Linked DNA regions of Homo sapiens: region 2 is linked to region 1. Evidence: read pairs that join two places in POLR2A ChIA-PET (ENCODE). Cell type or tissue: OCI-LY7. All regions are shown on one strand. Each heading gives the region's core, and the rest is flanking DNA. Links, peaks and the distances in the headings are about the cores only. Region 1 overlaps RHBDL3 (rhomboid like 3). Region 2 has its middle 18 kb from the start of SUZ12.

Region 1 (4,385 bases), core at 295-4,294:
GTTTGCTTCCTGAGTAGCTGGGACCACAGGTATGTGCTACCATACCTGGCTAATTTTTAAATTTTTTTGTAGAGACAGGGTCTTGCTATGTTGCCCAGGCTGGTCTTGAACTCCTGGCCTCAAGCAATCCTCCCACTTTGGCCTCGTAAAGTGCTGGGATTATAGGCGTGAGCCACCCTGCCCAGCCTTGAGTGTGATTTACAGTAGCTCCTTTACTCTCAAAGTGTCCTAACTTGGTCACTTTGAGAGTGGTCCCCCCTATTTAAATCTCACAGCAACCCTAAGAGGTACACACTATTGTGAGCTCCATTTTACAGGAGAGGAAACCAAGGCACCAAGAGCTGGGTTGCCCAAGTGTGAATGGCTGGTAATAGGTGCAGATGGATTCATATCCAGGCAGAGGGGCGAGAGCCTGCACTCTCTCCCATCACTAGAGTGCTGTGGCTAAAGAGAGTTTGAGAGACCCTCATCCAATCCTCTTATGTGTCCACCTAACACATATTCACTAAGGATCAACTGTGGCCCAGGCATCCCACTCGTTTTATGGGGAAACAGGTGCATAGGGCAAAAGGAACAAAATAAACTAGTCCAGGTCAGAGAGTGAGTTCGCGGTCAAGACAGAAATAGTTCAGGATTCCTCCACTGTGCTGGCTGGTCCCATCTTGCCCTCCCTTGTTTTTCTCTGTCTTGTTCGGTTGAATGAAACATAGCCCCTGAGTTTATTTTTATTTTTTTGAGATGGAGTCTCACTCTATCGCCAGGCTGGAATGCAGTGGTGCGATCTTGGCTCACTGCAAGCTCCACCTCCCAGGTTCAAGCAATTTTCCTGCCTCAGCCTCCCGAGTAGCTGGGACTACAGCACCCACCACCACACCCGGCTAATTTTTGGTATTTTTAGTAGAGACGAGGTTTCACCATGTTGGCCAGGCTAGTCTCAAACTCCTGACCTCAAGTGATCTGCCTGCCTCAGCCTCCCAAAGTGCTGGGATTACAGGTGTGAGCCACCACACCCAGCTGATTTTTAAGGGTTTCCCAATGTGTGTTCTGTGGAATACCAGGTACCTGATGGTACCTGAAATAAGGGTTCTGTGGTCCTACAAGTGGAAAAACCTCTTGGAGGGTCATAACGCACCATATCAAGGACTCTGCAAGGTTTTAGGCTGGAGAAACCTGTCTGATTTTGTTCAGCCCAGCATTCTTCAAACTTATTTGACCTTTGGTCGTAGTATTTTTTCACAGTAACACTTGATGGAACACTCTTTGGGAACAAGGTATGAGTCCACAGCAGTCACGTTTCCCTTTGGTGAACCTAGCCCCTTTGCCGCTGGTTCAGAACCAGAGCCTTTCACTTCCGCCCCATGAGTAGCATAGGTCTCCGAGCAGCTGACACTTTGCTGGAGTCTTCCAGCAATGCTAGAAGTCTGTGGGCTCCAGGCCCAGCCTGAGGGTTGACTGGGGACACCAGGCCTCAGAAGAGGCTGAGGAGTCCGTGACTGGCCTAATGGGGCCACTGAGCCGAGCTCTCAGGGAGCAAACCCCGCTGGAGCTGGGATTTGCCTGCTCAGCACCCAGGACAGCAGCACTGCTTCTCCCCTCCCAGCTGCAGGCCCATGAGCCAGGCCAAGGCTTCAGAATTTGCCCAGCAACAGGGAAGCATGAGAGAGAGAAGGACATACCTCTGTCTTCTTGTGTCTATGATGTATGTGTGATTTTCACCAGCTGCATTTTCAGGGCAAACACACGTCTGGTCTCTGCCTCCAAGGCTTGAATTCTCTCTCCCAGGAGGACCCTCTCCCTGTCCATGCTCTAGACAGGCCCTGGACCTCAGTGAGGGATGTGAGTACTTTCAAGGACCTCAAAGGCAGTACCCAGAGCCAAGGAACCAGCTGCCACTGGGGTAAAGACCTCTTGAGTCAGGAAGGTGGAGACCTGGGATCTAGAGCAGGTTCCCACCCGGATCCCCATTGTCTTCTCCCATGTACACACACCAAGGCAGAATGAGCCCTGGGAAATGAGCACAGGCACGTGTGCTAGGGCTGGAGTCCAGTGCTAGGGCTGCAGTACTGTGCTAGGGCTGGAGTAAGGTGCTAGGGCCGGAGTAAGGTGCTAGGGCTGGAGTAAGGTGCTAGGGCCGGAGTAAGGTGCTAGGGCCGCAGTACTGTGCTAGGGCCGGAGTAAGGTGCTAGGGCCGGAGTAAGGTGCTAGGGCCGGAGTACTGTGCTAGGGCCGGAGTAAGGTGCTAGGGCCGGAGTAAGGTGCTAGGGCCGGAGTACTGTGCTAGGGCTGGAGTAAGGTGCTAGGGCCGGAGTAAGGTGCTAGGGCCGGAGTACTGTGCTAGGGCTGGAGTACGGTGCTAGCGCTGGAGTCCGGTGCTAGGGCTGGAGTACGGTGCTAGGGCTGAAGTATGGTGCAGGCAGCTGTCTGGTGAAGGTTACCATGGCTCAACTGCTGGCCCCCTGCCTCATTACTCGTCTTCTGAGCAGAGCAGAATTAACGAGGCTGCCCAGGGGTTTGTGGTTCAGCAGAGCTCTCCCCACCCAACAGCCAGAGCCCAAAAGGGAACTCTGGCCCTTTCATGGATATTTACAGCCCCGTAAATTAGGTCCAGGCTGCAGCTGCCAAGGTCAGCGGGGAGGTTAGGGGAGTAGGAGCTTTCTCTCCCAGTTCTGCTTTCTTGCAAATGAGGATGCTAATTCACCCATAGAGAAAACCACCTCACACCCTTCCCTTGATCTTTTCCCCTGACTCTTTAAAATACTGACTTTCACAATTTTTTTTGTTTTTTTGTTCTCATGCCAACCCTAGAGTAAGTCTGGTTTGTCCCATAGAGAAAACCACCTCATACCCTTCCCCTGACCTTTTCCCCTGACTCTTTAAAATACTGACTTTCACATTTGTTTTGTTTTTTTATTCTCATGCCAACCCTAGAGTAAGTCTGGTTCGTCCCACTTAACAGATACAAAAATTGAGGTACTCAGAGACATGCCCCCTGCCTGAGGCACTCTGGAAGGGGTGGACCCAGGCAGTCTGGCCTGCTTCAAGCTGGGGCTGGGAGTGGGTTTTCAGAGACCTCAAGCCTCTGTGGGAAGGAGAGAGACCAGATGGAGGCATGAGGGGCCCTTGTGACCCCTACTCCCCTGGGATCTGGCCAGGCCAGGCCCCTGACAGCTGGAGAAGCCTCCACGATTCTGGGATTCCCAGTTTTATTATTTCTGCTCCCTCAGCTGCCACCATAGAGGGGTGCGGGAGGCAGCTCAGCCCTCTCATGGTGCTTCTCCCAAAAGCCCCAAGCAGCCTCCTGAGCATCCCCCTTGCCCAAAGTCGAACAGCCGAATCCTAGGATGGGGCAGCCAGGCTGATTAGGGAGAGACAGGCATCCTGGCCTGAACTCAGGCTGAGCCCTTGACAATCGGCATGCTTCCAGAAAACCATCCAGCTCTCCCAACATCTGGGAAGTGAGGGAAAGAAACGACCTCACACCTTCCCTGGAACGCATGCAGCTGGGGATGGGTGGGGTGGGCAGCACGGGTTGGGGGACTGCCTCCTCCACTGGGCCTATTCCTTCCCGCCCCTGGGGGACTCCTGCAGCCCCTTCTCCTCCTTCCGACCTCCTCACAAGGCCTCCCAGGCACACAGACGGCTCCCTTCCCATTCCAGAATGGCCCCTGCCTTTGGCAGGCCACTGAGGGGGCTGCCAGGGGCTGTGACTCAGAGGCCCTTGGGTACCCAGGAGGAGCAGATGTAACATCCATGCTGACTCATCCGGCCCAGCCTGACGCGCCGCCTGGGGACTGAAGCCGAGTCATGGCCATGAAGCCCAGGAGTCTCAAGGGAACTGCAGGCAGGGAGTGGGGAGTGAATGTCAGCAGGGAGGGATCTGACATCGCCCCATCTCTCCCCTTCAGCCTAAACTGCTGGCCGCCGCTGCTTCTCCTGGCAGCCACCAAAGGGTCTCTCTGGTCCCCCAGAGGAGAGAGAGCCAACAGATCCAGGGAGAAGGAGGGGAGCAAGATGCAGAGCGGGTGCATGGCAGGCAGGATAAAGGGCTGGAAGGATAAAGGGTGCTCAGCTGCTCCTGCATCTCCTGGCCCATTTCAGGAGCTACCCAGAAGCCTTGTGGGGACACACACACATGCATGCGTGCACACACACACACATGCACACTCTTGCACACACAAACACACATGCATGCATACACACACATGCACACTCATGCACAAACACACGTGCACACATATATACACATGCGACTGCCGCAAAAGGTCCTCACTGCTGTCTTTGGGCAAGCTCCGCCCCCTCAAACCTCACTTTCCCTTTTTATTTTAAATAGAGAAGGGGTTTTGTTATGTTGACCAGGCTGGTCTTGAACTCCTGGCCTCAAGCAA
Region 2 (4,385 bases), core at 239-4,238, 360 kb after region 1:
TGCAGTGGCACCATCTCGGCTCACTGCAACCTCTGCCTCCTGGCTTCAAGCCATTCTCCTGCCTCAGCCTCCCCAGTAGCTGGGATTACAGGCATGCACCACCAAGCCCAGTTAATTTTTGTATTTTTAGTAGAGACGGGGTTTCACCATGTTGGCCAGGCTGGTCTCGAACTCCTGACCTCGTGATCTGCCTGCCTCGGCCTCCCAAAGTGCTGGGATTACCGGTGTGAGCCACCGTGCCCGACCCCTGATTTACCTTTATTACATTAGAGACCATGATTATTTTGAAGCAATAGTTTACAAGAGCTGGCTCATACCAGGTTGTAAGAATCAACTGTTGAATTTTTAGAAATTTTAAAAGCCAGTTGTTAAAACACTGTCACTGTTAAATTATTATGTAAAGTTACAATTAAATCAGTTATATTAAAAACCAAAATAAATACTCAAAACTCATTACTTCCAAATTATTATTATTATTTTTGCAGACGGAGCTTCACTGTTGTTGCCCAGACTGGAGGGCAATGGCATGATCTTGGCTCACTGCAACCTCTGCCTCCAGGTTCAAGCAATTCTCCTGCCTCAGCCTCCTGAGTAGCTGGGATTACAGGCACCCGCCACCATGCCTGGCTAATTTTTGTATTTTTAGTAGAGGCAGGGTTTCACCATGTTGGCCAGGCTCGTCTCGAACTCCTGACCTCAGGTGATTCGCCCACCTCGGCCTCCCAAAGTGCTGGGATTACAAACGTGAGCCACTGCGTCGGGCCCCAGATTATTTTTCTACATTTTATTATTATCTATGCTCTTGAGATTATTTATGTGTGTTCTATCTATATGGTGGGAATGCTATGATATGCTACTGTGCATCTCTTCCTGACTCCATCTTTAGTGATATAATGTTAGTAGCTTGAAAGCAACCATGATGGAAATATTTGTACTATCAAAATAGGCAAACACTACAAATCAAGGCTTTCTTCCCCCTGCTTCTGAGAGTTGGTTGTTAGAAATTGAGTAGCACACCACTGTTTTTTGTTTTTTGGTTTTTGGTTTTTTTTTGAGACAGAGTCTCACTCTTGTTGCCCAGGCTGGAGTGCAATGGCACAGTCTCGAGTCACCGCAACCTCGGCCTCCTGAGTTCAAGCAATTCTCCTGCCTCAGCCTCCTGAGTAGCCGGGATTACAGGCATGGGCCACCATGCCTGGCTAATTTTTGTATCTTTAGCAGAGGTGGAGTTTCTCCATGTTGGTCAGGCTGGTCTTGAACTCCCGACCTCAGTTGATCCACCCACCTCAGCCTCCCAGAGTGCTGGGATTACAGGCATGAGCCACAGCACCCGGCCTAGCACACTATTGTTTAGAAGGCAACATTGATAAAAGGGCAATGAAAAGTTTGGAAAATAGAGTTGAGGAAATTTGCAGACCGTGGGGGAAAAAAGAAAGTTAAGTGTGAGAGAAAAGTTGAGAGGATTAGACTTACTTGGAGATTCCAATATACAAGTAACAGGAATTTAAGAAAGAAAGAACAAAGATGCATGGGGTGGAGCGGAGTGGGGTATGAGTGTGTGGAGGTGGAAGATATGAGTAATGCAAGAAAAATAAAGCAAAAAAAATTCCAGAACCGAGGGCAACAGTTTCTAAATTGAAAGGGCTCTCTGTCTAGCACAATGAGTGAAAATGCACATCAAAGCATGGCATGTCACTTGCATTTTCTTTTTCTTTTCTTTTTTTTTTTTTTTTTTTGAGATGGAGTTTTGCTTTTGTCGTCCAGGCTGGGGTCCAATGGCATGCTCTTGGCTCACCGCAACCACCTCTTCCCAGGTTCAAGCGATTCTCCTGCCTCAGCCTCCCGAGTAGCTGGGATTACAGGCACCTGCCGCCGCATCCAGCTAATTTTTGTAGTTTTAGTAGAGATGGGGCTTCACCTTGTTGGCCAGGCTGGTCTCAAACTCCTGACCTCAGGTGATCCACCTGCCTCGGCATCCCAAAGTGCTGAGATTACAGGCGCGAGCCACTGCGCCTGGCCTGTCACTTGCATTTTCAAAACATCAAAGATAGAAGATCCTCAGAGTTTCCAGAATTAATAATAAAATTAGGGTCATACAAAAGGTATACAGTTGTGTTAGCTGGGCGTGATGGCAGGCGTGTGTAATCCCAGCTACTCAGGAGGCTGAGGCAGAAGAATCGCTTGAACCCGGGCTGCAGAGGTTGCAATGAGCTGAGATCGCGCCCCTGCACTCCAGCCTGGGTGACTGAGTGAGACTCCATCTCAAAAAACAAACAAACAAACAAAAAAGGTATACAGTTATGTTCTTTTGTAAGTAAGGATTTCCTTAGATTTCTCAGCAATAACACAGAAATGAGAAGACAAGTCATAGTTCTAAGGAAAAATGGATTCCAACCTAGAATTATGTAACCAGACAAATTATCACATTAATCAAGTGAGATCAAATAAAGATATCTTTCACCCAGGAGGCTGAGACAGGAGGACGGCTTGAGGCCAGGAGTTTGAGGCTGCAGTGGCTATGCTGGTGCCTGTGAATAGCCACTGCATTCCAGCCTGGGCTACATAGCAATACTTCGTCCCTTAAAAAAAAAAAAAGATATTTTCAGACACGCAACATCTCAAAAAATTTTCCCCTTCACCACACCCTTTGTCAGAAAGCTACTGGAGGACATATTCTACCAAAGTGAGGGAGAAAAACAAACATGGAATCCAGGACAAAGGGGACTCACACAAAGAAGTAAAGAAAATTCCCAGGATGGTGAAGAAGGGAATTCCCAGAACAGCTGTGCAGTTCGTCTAGTGAGCAACAGTTAAGATTGGCATGGGAGGGATATTTCCAAGAAAAAACAAAATAGGTGTATTATTTGATGAGTTTGAATGAATGGAGCCTTGCAATTCTGGCAAAGCATTTGTGGGGTGGGGGGTGGAAATTAATGATGGGTACATAGAAGCCTTAACAAACCAACCATTGAGACAATCACTAACCACAAGGAAAAAAAAAAAAAAAAAAAGTCTGATAAGAAAGGAAATATGGCTGGGGGCGATGGCTCACACCTGTAATCCCAGCACTTTGGGAGGCCGAGGCGGGCAGATCACTTGAGGTCAGGAGTTTGAGACCAGCCTGGCCAACATGGTGAAAACCCATCTCTACTAAAAATACAAAAATTAGCCGAGTATGCTGCTGGGCCCCTGTAATCCCAGCTACTTGGGAGGCTGAGGCAGGAGAATCGTTTGAATCCGGGAGGTGGTGAGCCGAGATCCAGCCACTGCACTCCAGCCTGGGGAACAAAGCGAGTCTCCGTCTCCACAACAACAAAAAAGGAAATGTAATCATAGTATATTACACAAACCAACTGGGAAAAGTATTTTCTTTATTTTTATTATTTTTTGAGACCGAGTTTCGCTCTTGTTGCCCAGACTGGAGTGCACTGGCGCGATCTCGACTCACCACAACCTCTGTCTCCCGGGTTCAAGCGATTCTCCTGCCTCAGCCTTCCTGAGTAGCTGGGATTACAGGCATGCGCCACCACGTCCAGCTAATTTTGTATTTTTAGTAGAGATGGGATTTCTCCATGTTGGTCTGGCTGGTCTCAAACTCCCGACCTCAGGTGATACGCCCGCCTCAGCCTCCCAAAGTGTTGGAATTACCGGCATGAGCCACAGCGCCCGGCGGGGAAAAGTATTTTCAAACTCATAATAACGTAAGTTCAAAATCGGTTTAACCCGCAATTTGGGGAGGTTGGGGGATGAATGTGTGTAGGGAGGGGGCAGGAAGAGTTGGTGAGAGGCCAAAAAGAGGATGATACCATACTTAGTGGGAAACAGATCCCCCACCATAAAGATAAAGGAAATCAGAAACTGCTCAAGTCCTGGACCCCCTCAGACGGATAATGGACAGAGAAAGGGGGTCAGGAGGGAGGAGTAGAGAGGGTTGGTAGGGGGGTTTGTTTGGAGCAAGGCTTCAGTGTTGCGACTCCCGCCCTCTTTGGAGGAAGGGGCATGGAGTGCTCCCCTCAATTCAGAGCTCCAGGAGGGGCTTTTGAACGGTAACGCGCGAGCTGGGAAACCTGAAGCCTTGGTGCCCTCCCCACGAAAGCCAGAGGCCGGCTGCGACCTGCGCCGGATTCCCTCCCTGTGGACAGGGAGGCCGACTCCTTGCTTGGGGACAGGACAAGGCTGTGAGGTTGGGCTGGAGGGGCGGGCGTGGAGTTGCCGCGGTGAGGACGGCCCGCTTGGGCGCCCCAGAGGCCGGGCAGGGGCGCGGGGACCTGGTTGCACCGGTGGCGGTCGTCCTCTCCGCGGCAGCTGCTGCCGCCCTGCCGAGCCGCCCGCGGGAAAACCCCAGAAGGCCCCGGCCGCCGCCGGGCAGGGCAGCGCCCGCTTCC

The links. ChIA-PET counts read pairs that join two places held together with the same protein. Peaks named below come from ENCODE experiments on the same cell type or tissue, not always from the same donor. Only the 100,000 strongest peaks of a DNase experiment are listed, where the experiment ranks them.
Region 2: POLR2A ChIA-PET joins it to region 1 with 5 read pairs; 3 of 35 experiments call an interaction of 5 or more read pairs at or near these places.

The regions. Positions count from the first base shown.
Region 1 is chr17:32,274,647-32,279,031 of GRCh38, reverse strand. The region is part of intron 2 of RHBDL3 (rhomboid like 3); the gene reads right to left. Among named protein-coding and RNA genes, the nearest start is that of RHBDL3, 11 kb to the right of the region's middle. RefSeq lists an enhancer at 2,669-2,718 and a silencer at 3,702-3,925. In OCI-LY7, for the core only: no CTCF peak of the experiment used is centred there; a DNase peak (open chromatin) is centred at 2,641.
Region 2 is chr17:31,917,205-31,921,589 of GRCh38, reverse strand. No RefSeq gene overlaps it. Among named protein-coding and RNA genes, the nearest start is that of SUZ12, 18 kb to the left of the region's middle. RefSeq lists enhancers at 3,569-4,224, 4,225-4,385. In OCI-LY7, for the core only: no CTCF peak of the experiment used is centred there; no DNase peak of the experiment used is centred there.